Regions from separate parts of the Homo sapiens genome. Here all the other regions are linked to region 1. A link is a contact called in ENCODE Hi-C data. All regions are on one chromosome and are shown on one strand. The core of a region is the stretch at or near the end of the contact, and the rest is flanking DNA. Distances in the headings are between cores, read along the strand shown.

What was found. A loop is a pair of places that touch in the nucleus more often than their neighbours do. Pooled maps may share reads with other maps.
Region 2: a map of tibial artery shows a loop between it and region 1 (6-fold over the local background). The contact joins the promoter of CAPN5 here to the promoter of EMSY-DT in region 1. A Hi-C loop is called at or near these places in 2 of 168 maps with a recorded cell type or tissue (sigmoid colon and tibial artery) and 13 of 50 pooled maps.
Region 3: a map with no recorded cell type shows a loop between it and region 1 (6-fold over the local background). The contact joins the enhancer-like site here to the promoter of EMSY-DT in region 1. A Hi-C loop is called at or near these places in 2 of 37 single-sample maps with no recorded cell type and 2 of 50 pooled maps.
Region 4: a loop to region 1 is called in a pooled map, with 7 times the contacts of the local background. The contact joins the enhancer-like site here to the promoter of EMSY-DT in region 1. A Hi-C loop is called at or near these places in 1 of 168 maps with a recorded cell type or tissue (ovary), 3 of 37 single-sample maps with no recorded cell type and 15 of 50 pooled maps.

Annotation. Positions count from the first base shown.
Region 1 is chr11:76,442,784-76,446,267 of GRCh38, forward strand. EMSY-DT (EMSY divergent transcript) reads right to left here and starts at 1,897. Exons shown (of 2, transcript NR_186348.1): 1 at 1,495-1,897. It overlaps EMSY (EMSY transcriptional repressor, BRCA2 interacting), which reads left to right and starts at 2,235. Exons shown (of 22, transcript NM_001300942.2): 1 at 2,235-2,345. RefSeq lists enhancers at 1,240-1,875, 1,876-2,512, 2,213-2,442, 2,643-2,692, 2,733-2,802 and 1 more.
Region 2 is chr11:77,065,130-77,068,613 of GRCh38, forward strand. It overlaps CAPN5 (calpain 5), which reads left to right and starts at 1,842. Exons shown (of 13, transcript NM_004055.5): 1 at 1,842-1,965. RefSeq lists an enhancer at 1,001-1,501 and a silencer at 1,358-2,047.
Region 3 is chr11:75,871,766-75,875,249 of GRCh38, forward strand. The region is part of intron 3 of UVRAG (UV radiation resistance associated); the gene reads left to right. Among named protein-coding and RNA genes, the nearest start is that of UVRAG, 58 kb to the left of the region's middle. RefSeq lists an enhancer at 1,810-2,311. Within about 2 kb of position 1,771, at least 4 of the 41 ENCODE cell types and tissues checked have a DNase peak (open chromatin) inside an H3K27ac peak, as active enhancers do.
Region 4 is chr11:75,890,896-75,894,379 of GRCh38, forward strand. The region is part of intron 5 of UVRAG (UV radiation resistance associated); the gene reads left to right. Among named protein-coding and RNA genes, the nearest start is that of UVRAG, 77 kb to the left of the region's middle. Within about 2 kb of position 1,581, at least 4 of the 41 ENCODE cell types and tissues checked have a DNase peak (open chromatin) inside an H3K27ac peak, as active enhancers do.

The sequences.
Region 1 (3,484 bases), core at 647-3,146:
AAAGTTTAGAACCACTGGTCTAGAGCATAGGCTCTGGAGCCAACATAATCAGGTTTAAATCCCAGCTTTAGCTTTTTTTTTTTTTTTTTTTTTTAAGATGGAGTCTTGCTCTGTTGCCCACGCTGGAATGCAGTAGAGCGATCTTGGCTCACTGCAACCTCCACCTCCCTGGTTCAAGCAATTCTCCTGTCTCAGCCTCCCGAGTAGCTGGGATTACAGGCACATGCCACCATGCCCAGCTAATTTTTGTATTTTTAGTAGAGGTGGGCTTTCACCATGTTGGCCAGGCTGGTCTTGAACTCCTGACCTCAAATGATCCACTTGCCTCAGCCTCCCAAAGTGCTGGGTTTACAGGCGTGAGCCACCATTTACTTATGTGTGACTTTAGGCAAGCTATTTTGCTTCTTTCCTAGACTTTAGTTGCCTCCTTTGTAATTAGAGATAATAAAAGTTTCCACCTCATAAAGTTGTTCTAAGGACTGAATTACTATGTAAAATGCTTAGACCAGTATGTGGCACTTAGTAAGCACAAGGATTGACTATAATAATTCATCACTCATATGCTACTTCTTAAGGTCAGAGTCAGTTTTATAAGCCCCTTGTCTTTCGATTTGTACTCCATTGTAGAGGAGTAGACATTCATTGTCATTTTGACATTCACTGTAGAGGAAAGGACATTTGGAGGTCAGAAGACCTGGGATTACAAAGCCTAGCTCTCTTCCAATTCCTAGCTCCGTGAAATTTGGTGAGTCCTTGGTACATCTATGTTTTTCTCATTCATAGTATGAAAGACCTTAATCGTACCTGTCACACTGAAATGTTGCGAGGCTCAAATCAAATAATATATGTTAAAGTACAAAAATCCTCTATGAAGATTTCACTTACTATCTTTCCAAGAGTTCTTAAGCAACTGGATGCATAGGAAGGTCAGGGAGACAGCGGAGGGAGGGCCTGGTGATTAATATGTTCCACTTTACGATTTTCTGAAGGTGTAGGTTGGGTTTCAACAACAGTGACTTTCCTAGACCTCGGAGGGTATTTTTAGCTAATGGGCAAATAGTAGTAGGAAACTTAAATGCTGTTATTTACCTTCTCTTCCTAACCTACAGTTCCACTCAAGAACATGAAGAGTCTCATACGTTTGTATAGTGGTTCACAACTTACAACGTTTACGTGGTGCATCACAAGATCCCTATAGGGTAGTATTAACCCAATTTTTCAAGAAGGAAACTATGTCTGGAAATTGTAGAATGCACATTAAAAACTCTTTCTGACGAGCGTTTCTACCGGATCCGATGTTACCCAAAGTACAAAATTTAAAGAGGGAAGTCAATCACAAGATTTCATTGAATCTTCAGTATCAGGCAACTGGCTTCTATTTTATGGCCGCAAATAACTATATATTGGGCCCCTTTTCTCACCTGTAAAATAGGAACGAAAAGACCTTCTCCACAAATAAGATGAAATAAGAACAAAGGCTGAGGGTGAACCTACCACGTCGTAGGGCCTCAAATAAATTCCTTCTCCTTCTTGCCCTTGACAGAGATAGCACGAGATATCACTACCATTCCCACTTCACACGTGGAGGAAATCCAACGCGAGAACGCTCGGATTTCCCCTTCTTTACTTGCAACAACTCCGTAACCCGCAAATCGGCTACGGACAACTGCGATGTCCACTATGTTAGTTCTCGTAGCGTGGATTCTCTCTCCTCAAGATGCCATCTGGGGGGCTAGAGGCCACTAATAATTGCCCTCACGATCGAAGAAACTCGATCCTAATCCTCGACGGCACTTCAGGAACAAAGCTGCTCTCCCATCGTCCCTAACCTCACTACCGTAAAGGTCGCAGCAGAGCCCCTGCTCCAACCGCTAGCGCCATCTTGGCCGCTACGTGTGACGCCACACGTAGCAGAGAGCGCAGCCGATTGGCTGGGAGACGGCAGCCCAGGAGAGGCGCGCGAAGCCAGAGACAGGAGGGTATGCAGGAGAAACCAAGGGAACTACAATCCCGGCCTTCCTTGCGCGTACGACAGCAAACCTGGAGCGAAAGAGGTTGGAGTTTGGATTCGGACCACAACTCCCAGCACCCTCCGCGATGTCTGTCCTTTTCTTTCATAACGCGGAGGAAAAGAAGGACAAGATGAATGGAGGCCTTTTGGTGTTTGTTCTCCGAAAGGCGGGAAAAGCGAACTACACCTCCCGACTGGCCGCGCGCGGCTGCGCCTGCGCCCTGTTACCTGTCGCCATCTTGCCCCTTCAGAGGCACCGCAAACAAACCCAATTCCTGGTGTCCCCTAGTCTTGGCGGAGGAGCCTTTTAGATGAGCCCCGAAAGGCCGGGCAGGTGGGTGACTCTCAGGCAGGGTCCTGGGAAGAGCTGGCAGGCCAGCCAGGCTAGAGGAGCGCCGGGCCAAGCATTCGGAGCCCGGCTTGGGGCTCCCAGCCCCATCCTCCGTTGTTTCCTAACGGGATCGTGGGGCTCCCCGGGGTGGACTCAGGGGGACTCTGGCTGGCCTGGTGCTGGGACTCTGGGGGTTTAGCTCTGGGAGACTCCCGGTGAGTCCAGGTCGTCTGGCTGGGTATCCGCTGGCTTACTCTCTCTCGGTTGTCCTCTCCGCTGGGGAGGGAGTGAGGCGCGGGTGCCGGCCGGGACCCCTGACAACAGCTACTGGCCCAGAGGGGCTTGGGTCGTGGACTTGACATTGGGACCGGCGCCGAGAGGTCCGGGTGAGGAGCCTGGGCTGGCTGCTCTTGTTGTGGTGCTGCTAGGGAGTGCGTGTTTGGAGAGGGGGCGGGGCGGGCTTGTCTCCTTGACACTTGAGTGGGGAAGGATCCTACAAGATCCTGGTTCCCCGAGCGGGCTCCGGAAACTACTGCCCGGGTTTCCGATGCGTTGCGGCCCCGCTCTGGGGTCCCCTGGCTAGGACGCGCCGGGATGCCGTGACGTGGTGCTCGGTTCGAGCAGTCGCCGGCCGCCTCCAAGATCCTGTCGGGAGGCGGGGACTGGCTTGTGGAGGGAGAGGATTCCTTTGGCTCTGCCCCTTCTTCCTCCTCCCCACCCCTTTTCTTTATGTCATACTGCCGGCTGGGGCGCGCAGTCCAGTTCTTCTTGCCTTGGGTTTGTTCTGAGCTGAGAGGACTATGGGAAGTAGGGGGAGGGGGGCTCACCTCGGGACACAGAGTTGGAGTTAGCAGCCCCAGCGCCTGGAACGGGATATAGCAGTTATTTCGGTTCGGTGTCTGACTTCTAGGCTAGACAGTGAGCTCGTTCATTCATTCATTCATCCATTCGTTTTGCTCAGTCGCGTCAACCATTCACTTACCCATTTAACAAATACTTAGAGCGGCTCTACTCTGTGCTAAGCAGGTATTGCGCGTGCCCCCAGAGCCGTGTCTTTTTGTCTTTTACACTAGGAAATTCCCAGTTCTAAGTAAGTTCCTGGCAGCTCAACTGTTGGTAAATGGCTGTTTAATAACTACAGG
Region 2 (3,484 bases), core at 592-3,091, 620 kb after region 1:
TCTTCTATGGGTGGCGGGTCTCAGCTGCATATGTGAAAGTCTTCTTTGGTTGGATAGGAGGCTCCTGAGGGGGCTGGGGCTACTCTTAAGGGAGAAGCATCTGGGTGGCCTGGGACAGAGGCAGGGAGGTTGGGGAGAAGCTAGAGAAGTCCAGGTGACTGAGAGTGAGGTGAGGCAGAGACTCCTCTTAGTGGAAATAAAGGAAAATCATGAGTCTTTTCAGGGGGAATTTCAGGCAGCTAGCTAGCTTTGAGAAGTAAATGAGCACCTTGACAAGCAAGAAGGTAATTGAAGCTTCAAACAAGGGCCACCCAAATAAGTTAGAGCCACAAGATGTCTGGTTCCCTATAGAAACTAAAGATAACATCTTGACCTATGTCCCTGAATTGTTTTTCACAGCTGTCACTTAGGCCTCAGATAAGGGGAAACTGAGGGCTGTTCTTTAAATTTCTTCCCAAGGGTTCTGTAAAGAGTCACACCCATAAGCCAATGCTTAACTCTCCTATCTGTGGACCCCAGGTTTTTAGACAGTCTTGCTTCCTAAGCCAATTGCAAATCACAGAATCTCTGAATCCACCTATGACCCTGCCTCAAAATGTCTCACCTTTTTGGGCCAAGCCAATGTATAGCTCCAGAGTATTTATTTATGACTTTGCCTATAACCTCTGTCTCCCCACCTTTAAAAAGCCTTACATGTAAACCATTGGGGAGTACGGGTCTTAAGCATTAGCCGACCTATTCTCCTTGCTTGGCACCCTGCAATAAATGCCTCCCTTTCTGCCGCTGCAAATCCTGGTGTCAGTGTTTGGCTTTGCTGCACTGGGTGGGCGGACCCAAGTTTGTTTCGGTAACACAAGAGGTTGACGAAATCATTAACTGAGACTTCGAAACAAATTGGAGGCGGAGAATGAACGGGCCTGAGACGCTCCACCAGCGAGTGGGCCGATGGGCTCATCAGATCAGATGGGCGTCTGTCCTGCTGCCTCAGGGCGGGGGGTGGTGGCACCCCTGAGCTCCTACTGTAGGCAAGAACTAGTCACTCCTAAACCTTCTCTATCGGATTCCCCAAGCGGCCTGGGGTGGGTAGAGATTATAGTCCCCGTTTTACAGATCAGGAAATGCAGGCTCCGTGCCATCCCAGGGCATTCCGGTAGCCAGTCACGGACAGAGAGTCAAACATGAGCCCGAGCCCGGGAGCCCATGGCAGCACGGGATTAAGTCCTCAACACGGGCCGGGGTCAGTTTTCCCATCTGACAGAGGCCCTCTGCTGCTCACAGGGGCCTGGGCTCCCACTTCTCCATCCGAACACTTGGGATGGATGTGAAGGTGGAGCCCGGAAAGGGAGGGGCGCCGCCCACCAAGTCCTGGTTCTGGCAGGCACCCTGGCCCTTGCGGGTCCTCGGTACTACACGCCGGCCCCAAGTCAGCCGCGGCCCCGGCCCGCCCTGTGGGGGCTGAACCCCAGCCCCGGCCCGATCCCTCACGGTGCAGCCAGCCCTTGGGAGGCTGCCCATGGGGATGCGCACCAACCGCAGACAGATAGGCTGGGAAGGAGAGAGAACGAGGGCCCGACCGAGCCGGTAGAGGCGGTGGGTGCCGCTAGGGGCCCCAAGTCCGCGTTCAACACAGGGGCTGGAATGAGACCGCTCCTCTGAGCGGCCGCCCACCGCACCAGTGCGCATGGGCGCACCCGGCCACCGGGCCGCCCACCCCGCCCCACGGGAGACCACGCCTCCGGCTCGCAACGGGCAAATGGGCGGAGGCCGCGGGCGGGGCGGGGCGGAGCCGGGCCCAGCTGGCCGAACCCGGGGAATGCGAGCGCCAGCCCCCGCCGCAGGCCAGTCCCAGCTGGATCTCCGGCCAGAGCCCGAGGCTGCTGCGCCGGGCGGCTGCAGCCTCCGCTCCAGCGCCCGCGCCGTGCCCTGCATCCCGGGAGCCCGGCTGGACCCGCGGCGGCTCGGCCGGTAGGAGGCGGGCGGAGGGAGGCGTGTGCTTCTGTGTGTGTGTGTGTGTGTGTTTCGGGGGGGTGTGTGCGGGTGCAGCGCGGGCCAGTGATTGCTCCGGGACCACGAATCAGTGGAGGGGGCTGCACCTCCCGCGGGCCCGGGGGGAAAGGAAGTGAGCGCTGGCTGGGGGGCGGGGTCCTGGAGCATCCGCCTGGGCCCCCTCGGCTCGTCCCCACCCCCACCCCCGGCGAGGAGTCTTTTTTTCACCTCCCTCTGGGTGTCTCCGAGTCGTTTTCCTAGTGCGGACGCGCTGGAAGCGCCTAACACCCGGGGCTAGACTGTCACTTCCTCTCATCTTCCTTACAGTTCCCCCCTTCTCTTCCCTGCTTAACCCCCCTTTCATCCCTGCAATCCACCAACCCCTTCTGGGTGCTCCACCACCCAGGCCTGGGGAAGGGGCAGGGCCGAGGCTCCTACTGCCCCAGCCTATCCGCTTCTTGGCACTACTCCCCAGGTTGAAAGGGGGCTTTTCTCCTTGACTGCAGGGCGGGCGCACGTGTGTGTGTGTGTGTGTGTGTGTGTGTGTGTGTGTGTTGCGGGAGTGTGGGGGAGTGGTCTGGGAGGGAATGGATCTTTGTTTCTCAGACCTCAGAGTTCCCACCTCTGTTCCTTTGCGTTGGGGGTCTCGGAAGACTGGCCTAGGGGACCAGAGGCGAAATAGGACAAAAGATCATTAACAGGTGCGACGTTCTCTCTCCCAGTCATTTCATGTGGTGGGATTCACCCCCAAGTTCCATACAGATCAGAAGAGTGGGGCACAGAGAAGCGAAGTCAGCTGCCCTCTCAGGATTGCTGAGCCAGAATTTGAACCCGGGTCCGCCTGGCTCTCATCCCAGAATCTTCTCCCTACACCTGTGGTTTAGAGAGAAAAGTACTGAGGGCGACTATCCCAGGACTCAGGGGAAAGAGAGATCTGGGCAGACTTCTTGGAAGAGAGGGGCTTACGGGTGAGGCTCAGCCAACTCAATGAGTCTGAGGCCTGCTGGGGGAACCACTGTGTTTTGCAAGGATTGACACCTCCCAGGGTCCTCGGGCTGGTCCTTGCTCCTGTCCCCAGGGTCTGGGGGTGGGGTGGTGTGGCTGCCTTTGCCTCCTGGGCAGGGTATGGTGGGCCCAGCTGCTGCTGCAGGCCAGGTCAGGCTAGTTGCCAGCACACAGAGGTGCTCAGGCGGGGTCTTTGCCCTGAGGAGCCTCTCTTCTGACAAGACAGGCAGTGGGTCCACAGATAAGGCCCTGTCCAGAGTTGTACCCAGTGCTGGGAGCACAAGACAGGGACTGATGGGTGCCCGGGAGCTGGGGATGAGTTCACTTGCAGATTCGTTGGGGCTGGGTCTTGAAATCCACCAAGCAGAAAAGAAAAGGCAGGTCATTGCAGCCCCAAGGAACAGCATGAGTAAAGGCCTGGCAGTGTGAAAATGAATGCTGGTGGGGTGGATTGCGGATTAGATAGGTCAGATGTGTGTCCAAGAAGGGCCAC
Region 3 (3,484 bases), core at 521-3,020, 570 kb before region 1:
AAATAATTTTCCCAAGCATTTGTACCAGTTACATCTTACCAGCAGTGTGAGATTTTTAGTTGCTCTATCCTTGCCCAAACTTGGTATTATCTATCTTTCAAGTTTTAGCCATTCTGGTGGGATTATGGTATTATGTTGTGGTTTTAGTTTAGTTTAATATGGTATTATGATATTTATGTTGTGGAGCACTTGTTCTGGAAAATCATACCAGTTAATGCCAATTAGGAATAAACAAATCCCGAACAAGTATTGGAGTCTTTTTAAAAAAATTGATGGGATATATTTGATCTAACTTGATAGTTAACAAGCTCTTTTTCATCTTCTTTTTGACTGTTCAAGGATAAGTGGAGTTGGTGGTCTGTTGAATTCCAGTTTAGTAAAATATTACCATTTGAGTTTTTCATATCCATATTACCTTTTAATGGATTTCCTTCCTCTCCCCTTTCTTAAATAGGGGAAGATTATTCAACCTTTTCTCAACAAGTCAAGGTTATCATGAGGAACATTAATGATTATATTATATTCGAACTTCAGGGGCTGCCTGGGACATAAGGCTCCATTATTCTTACTTTAGACAGTCCCCACAACATGGCCTTCCTCGTATACAAAAGTGATCTAATGCTGCCTTTTTTTTTTTTTTTTAGACGGAGGCTCACTCTGTCGCCCAGGCTAGAGTGCAGTAGTGCGATCTCGGCTCCCTGCAACCTCTGCCTCCCAGGTTCAAGCGATTCTCCTGCCTCAGCCTCCTGAGTAGCTGAGATACAGGCGCGCCCCACCACGCCCGGCTAATTTTTGTATTTTTTAGTAGAGGTGGGGTTTCACCATATTGGCCAGGCTGGTCTCAATCTCCTGACCTTGTGATCTGCCTGCCTCAGCCTCCCAAAGTGCTGGGATTACAGGTGTGAGCCACCACTCCCGGCCTGCTGGCATGATTTTAGAGTCAGTGTCAGATATTGACTTTGTCTTCCTGTTCCAGATATAACCAACCATATGACGTTAGACAAGTGACTTAATAATTCTTAGCATCAGCTTCTCCTGAAAAATTGGGATAGTGCTGTCTGTTTCACAGGACTCTTGAGTTTCATGAAGATTAAGTAAGAATATATAGTCAAATTAGTAGTATAGTACCTGGCACACTGAACCTTTGGTAATGGTGCTGGATATTGTAGAGGATAAATACGCTAGTAGAAATCCCTGCCTTTGAGGAGCTCACGTTCTGGAGGGGAAGACAGGCAAAAAAATCAGTGATGGTGATGTGTCATGCCAGGTGCCGTAAGAAAGTTAACCACTCACAGGTTCCTATGGGAGCATAGAGGAGCGGCAGCCAGCCCCATGGACATCAGTGAACACACAGCTTTCATTGTTCCCCCTTTCTTGTAATAATTATACCAGTAGTAAAAATGAGTAAAATGGTTTTTATTCTCTATTTATAAAGCATGATTCATATTAGGTGAGAAAGCGAATCACTTTTTCCAAATGAATCTTAAGCTATGCTTTCTGGTCTTGGCCTTAAATTTAATATTTTTGACCCCAAAGTGATTAGGTCTTGTTGCAGCAAAGTGCCAGGAATAGTTTTTTTTTTTTAATTCTGCAAATATTTGAATACTTACTTTGTCTCCAGGTTACTGTATTATCTACTTGGGAAAACAATAGCAAAAAAAGCCCCATCCTCGCAGTCGGTGGCAGGCAGAGAAGGCTGACAGTTAAAGAGAATTGGGAAGGCTTCTGAGGAAGAGATGTTTGAACTGAAACCTAGTGGTCAGAGAAACGTTAACCAGGAAAAGAATGGGTGGGGGTAGAGGCAGGGAGGGGGTCCCACCAGAGGCTCTCAGCTTCCTCATTTCAGAACTTGAGGTGGACTAGGCAAATTCAAAGGTCCCTTTTATTGCTTTCATTCCTAGCATATGTAAGCTAGAGGAAGCCCTCATTTTGTCTCTTTCTATGTTGTACGCAGCTTGCTTGTTTGTCCTGTAGTTCATGTTAAATTAAATCCGGTATAGTGCTCAGCATGTAGTAAATGGCTCACAAATGATTGCCATTACTCATGTAAGGTAGAGTTGGTGAAGGGTACTCAGTTCCAGGGGAGCAGGCACATCCTCAGGCTGCAGGCTAGAAGGCTTTTCCCCAGCATTCCTAGCTACAGTTTTCTCAGCGTCCTCGGTGGACAGTTGGGTGAACCAGTGAAGGGCCAGTTCCTTCTTAGCTAATCTGTAATGAATGCTTCATTCTTGTAGTAGTGGTCTAGGCTTTGCTATTATGTTTAGTCGTTTGTTTTGTCTCAGCTCTAGTCAGCTGTAGAGTCTGGTGATGGAGCAGCAAGAGCAAGTGTGAGACCTGTGGAGTCTCCCCAGTTCTTTCTCTCAGAGAATAGGGCATAGGCAGAGGGCAGAGTTCTTTCTTCCTTTTCTGCCTCTGGCTGTGAGATATAAAATAAGGAAATTGTTGACATTCTCTTTAGCCCGCCTTTGTTCTAAATTCTGTCTTTTGTAATTTGGTAGAAAGAGAAAAAAAAAACAACAACACACACACACAAAATGAACATGAGACAAATTCTAGAGAACTAGATTCAAATTCTGATACTGTTTTTACTAAGTGACCTTAGGCAAGAAGACTCAGTTTCTGTGTTTTATTGATTTTTAATTTTTCACAATTTAACATTCCTGCACAATCTAGATGCATCTTAAAACCAGTTCTTTTTGGTTGTATATACAATTATGATGCATTTTATGATTGGTGATGTCTTGGATTTGATGAAATATGGTATTTCGTCTTAACTATTAGAATTAACAAATTGTCTTATTTACTTCATGTGGATTTATTGTTAGGATTAACAAGGCTTATTCAGCAGATTAAATATTTGTATGTGCTAGAATAAGCATTCTCTATGCCCTTTTTATCTATTATTAATACTTTATATAGTGACTGTCACTAGTAAGTATTAAAATAGTAGCTATTGCTGTAATTAGTTTTTTATTACTATTCTGTTCAAGCTTCATAAAAACCCTGTGAGGTGATAGTTTTATAACTGAAGATTCTGAGACACAGGGAATTATGCAGTTCAACAACGTGGCTTCATTATAGCACTTTCCTCTCTACCACTCTGCCTGTCAGCTCTCTTCATTTTTCAGAGGAAAGGCTGAAGCTACGTGATTCTTTAAAGCCATTCCACAAGCCAGTGGTTCTGTTTGGGTGACGGTCTGCTGCTGTTCCCAAGCCCATCCACGTTTCTAGTGATTACTCCTATGTCTGCATAGCTTAGTGGTCACCCAGTGATTCGTGACTTTATGCTTAGATACCTCAAGCCAGTAACTTCTGCCAGTGGATTGTGAATTTTGTCCAGTTTTACTGTTGCTTTTTGGGGGAAAAATTTGCTGAGCTACTCATTTTATCATGTCAGACATCATACCCCTTCTTTAGATTTACTCTTATAGGTACCATTTATTTGCTATTCATTCATTCTTGCAGCAAAAATGTTCTGAGTTCA
Region 4 (3,484 bases), core at 331-2,830, 550 kb before region 1:
TCAAAGTCCAGAGAAAGAAAGGGTTTTGTTGTTGTTGTTGTTGTTGTTATTGTTGTTTGTCTTTTTGCTTGTTTTTTTAAGAGGAGAGAGTGATCAAATAGGAGGACCAAAAATTGCCCATTGGATTTAGCAAAATGGAAGTTATTCAAGTGACTTCTTCAAAATTCAATTCAAACTCTGATAGACATTTTTCTTTCTTTATTTCAAAGCTCTCCTCTTCTAAGTTCCTATATCAACATACTATGTATACCTTTGACATAGGATATACCACTTTGCAACTAGGCTTGTCTTTCTTCCTTTCTAGCCTGTAAGCTTTTGAAGGACAGATTTCTATAAATAATATTGAATTCCCAGCACCTGCCACAGTTTTTGGGGTATGCAGTTTGCTTAGTAAAAGTGTTTGTGATTTAATGAAATAATTATGGGATTGCTACTGCTGCTGTTCATAATATCTCATGTACAGGGTTAGCTGTTCTAATACTGTTGCAACATTAAGTTCCTCCTGCAACTGGTATAACTCACCTTTTAGGACAATATCTGGCACATATAATAATAATATTAATAGCTAAAATGTATTGAGCATTACTGTATATCAAACACTGTAAGAGCTTCACATCTATTATTGTATTTAATACCCCAAGAACCTTATAGCCAAATCCTCAGAGCTGTTGAGATTTTGAGTAAGCCAATAACTAATACTCCTTTCTTCTCCTGAGTTTGGAGCAAGTTCAGATATAGGTGATAGTCTGTAATCCCAGTGGATTTTGGGAGGCTGAGCTGGGAGGATCAGCAGTTCGAGAGCTCAGCAGTTCGAGACCAGTCTGGGCAACGTAGCAAGACCTTGTCTGTACTAAAATTCAAACAAAAAATTAGCCAGGTGTGGTGACACGTGTCTGTAGTCCCACCAACTTGAGGGGCTGAGGCGGGAGGATTGCTTGAGACCAGGAGGTTGATGGTGCAGTGAACCCTGATGGCGCCACTTCACTGGGCAATGGACGAGACCCTGTCTCAGGGAGGGGAAAGAAAAAAAAAGGATAGGTGATAGATAAATGTAGATCAGAACATTGGCTTTATTACTAATAAAACTGATGGACAAATGTGATTTAAATTATGTGACTAAAAGAGTTTGCTGTGACTAAAAGGGCTTGTCGATTCCTTCTATATACTTCCTCTTGGACTGAACCTCCCCCACAAAATAACAAAACAAGTGAAACCAAGGTCTTCCTCTTATAGGAACAAAGCCTGAGCCTCCAAGCCAGAAGCAAAGTTTGTATGCGTGGTTAGACAGGTTGTTTCTGATTGGAGAGAACCTGGAAAGAATTAAGCCAGTCACACACAGGTCCATCTCTGAAGCCCAGCCATCAGATCAGTCATCTGCTGGTCCTGGAGAGGAGTGAGTGGAGGACACAGAGAAACTGCAGATGCTCCTTTCATGACCTTTTCTCCTGAGAAATGGAGTGGGGCATTTGTCTCCTGTGTGGGAACATGGGAATGCAGAGTAAGTGTTTCCCTCTAACGGGAATAATAGCTAGTATTTAGTGAGCACTTCTATGCTGGCACTATTCTAAACACTTTACACATTTTACCTTATTTAAACCTCACACTTGGCCTTTCATAGAAGAGGAAGTTGGCACAGAGAACTTAAGTAACTTTCCCCAAATTACGCAGCTCCCTGAGTAGCAGAGCTGCGATTCAAAAGCAGATGGTCAGTACATGCTTATTGAATATATGATCGTAATTAGTGGTGTACTTTCCCCTATTGTCCTTCAGTTAGTGAGCTTTGTTAATTGGATAAGTTCAGCAGATCTTGCCCCCTTTACCAGCTTTCAAATGAACACCTGACATGTAGACTGAACCTTAAAAAACCTTGTCTTTTTTAACAAAGCCGCAAGCAGAGTTTCCAGTCAAGATGACATTGTAAGTGTACACTTTGAGACCTTCCTCAGCACCAAGCAAGAAGCAAGGATTGATGAAATCGGAGAAATGTAAAAGAAATATTCCTGGCCGGGTGCTGTGACTCACGCCTGTAATCTCAGCACTTTGGGAGGCCGAGGCAGGTGGATCACAAGGTCAGGCATTCAAGACCAGCCTAGCCAACGTGGCGAAACCCCATCTCTACTAAAAACACAAAAATTAGCCAGGCATAGTGGCGGGTGCCTGTAATCCCAGCTACTCTGAGGCTGAGGCAGGAGAACTGCTTGAACCCAGGAGGTGGAGGTTGCAGTGAGCCGAGATCGCACCACTGCACCCCAGCCTGGAGGCCAGAGCAAGACTCCGTCTCAAAAAAAAAAAGAAAAAAAGAAGAATTATTCCTTCCTAAAACAAACAAGAAACCAAGGCAATAAACATCTCCCAAACAGAAGTGGAATAGAAACACAAAGAAGTGGGAAGAAGCAGAAGACTTGGGCCTTCTGGCCACTCTGCCCAGAAGTAGGCAGAAAGATGGGCTCTTCAGGGTAAAATGAGCACTAAATGAGCACGAAAAGCTGAGTGGGGCTCTCCCTATTAAAAAAAGGGCCGAGAAAAGACAGCTTAGAGAAACTGCAGAACTTTAAGAATAATCCTAAAAGGGGAAATTTGAAAAGCTACCAGCGAGAAAGGAAATATTACTCACAAATTAGGCTGACAGCAGACTTCTCATCAGCAGCAGTAGATGCCAGAAGAAATAGGTCTTCAATGCGCTGTTAATTATTAATTGTTTCTAGTAAACTTTCAGTCAAGAGTGAGGGTAATTTGAGACCAGCTAGGGTAACATAATGAAATACTATCTCTACCAAAAAAAAAAAAAAAAAAAAAAAAAAATTAGCCAGGCATGGTACATGGCTGTAGTCCAAGCTACTTGGGAGGCTGAGGTGGGAGGATTGTTTGAGCCAGGAATTTGAGGCTGCAGTGAGCTGTGATCGCACCATTGCACTCTAGCCTATGTGACAGAAAAAAAAAAAAAGCGAGGGTGAGAGAGCATTTTATTGATTGAGACAGAGTCTCACTCTGTTGCCCAGTCCCACCTCTGAGTAGCAGGGATTATAGGTGTGAACCACTGCACCTGTCAGGGATAGTTTTAAATGCATAAAGATTGAGAGTTTACTACCCACAGACCCTTTACCCATGCTGAATGATGCACATAGAAGATGATACCAAAGGGAGCATATAGTGTATAAGAAAACAGCAAGGGGTATACAAATGGTTAAAACATTAGTGAATTTAATTTCTGACTGTAAGCTAACAAACAAAAATAAATATCTGATAAACCTATGTGTTTTAAGGTGAAAGAAGCTAGGCCATTGTTATTCAAAATGTAGTCTGGACCGCTGCTTGTCTAGGAACTGTCTGTCACAATCTGTGGTGAGCAACGTGGAAAAAGTGAGGGTAAAAGTTTCAAAACTTCTATAGCAATTTGACGTTATTGTGACTCTTCATTGTATTTTACAAAAGTATCAGTTCACAATGGAATGAAGAAAAAAAAAACTCCAGCCAACTGGTCTTT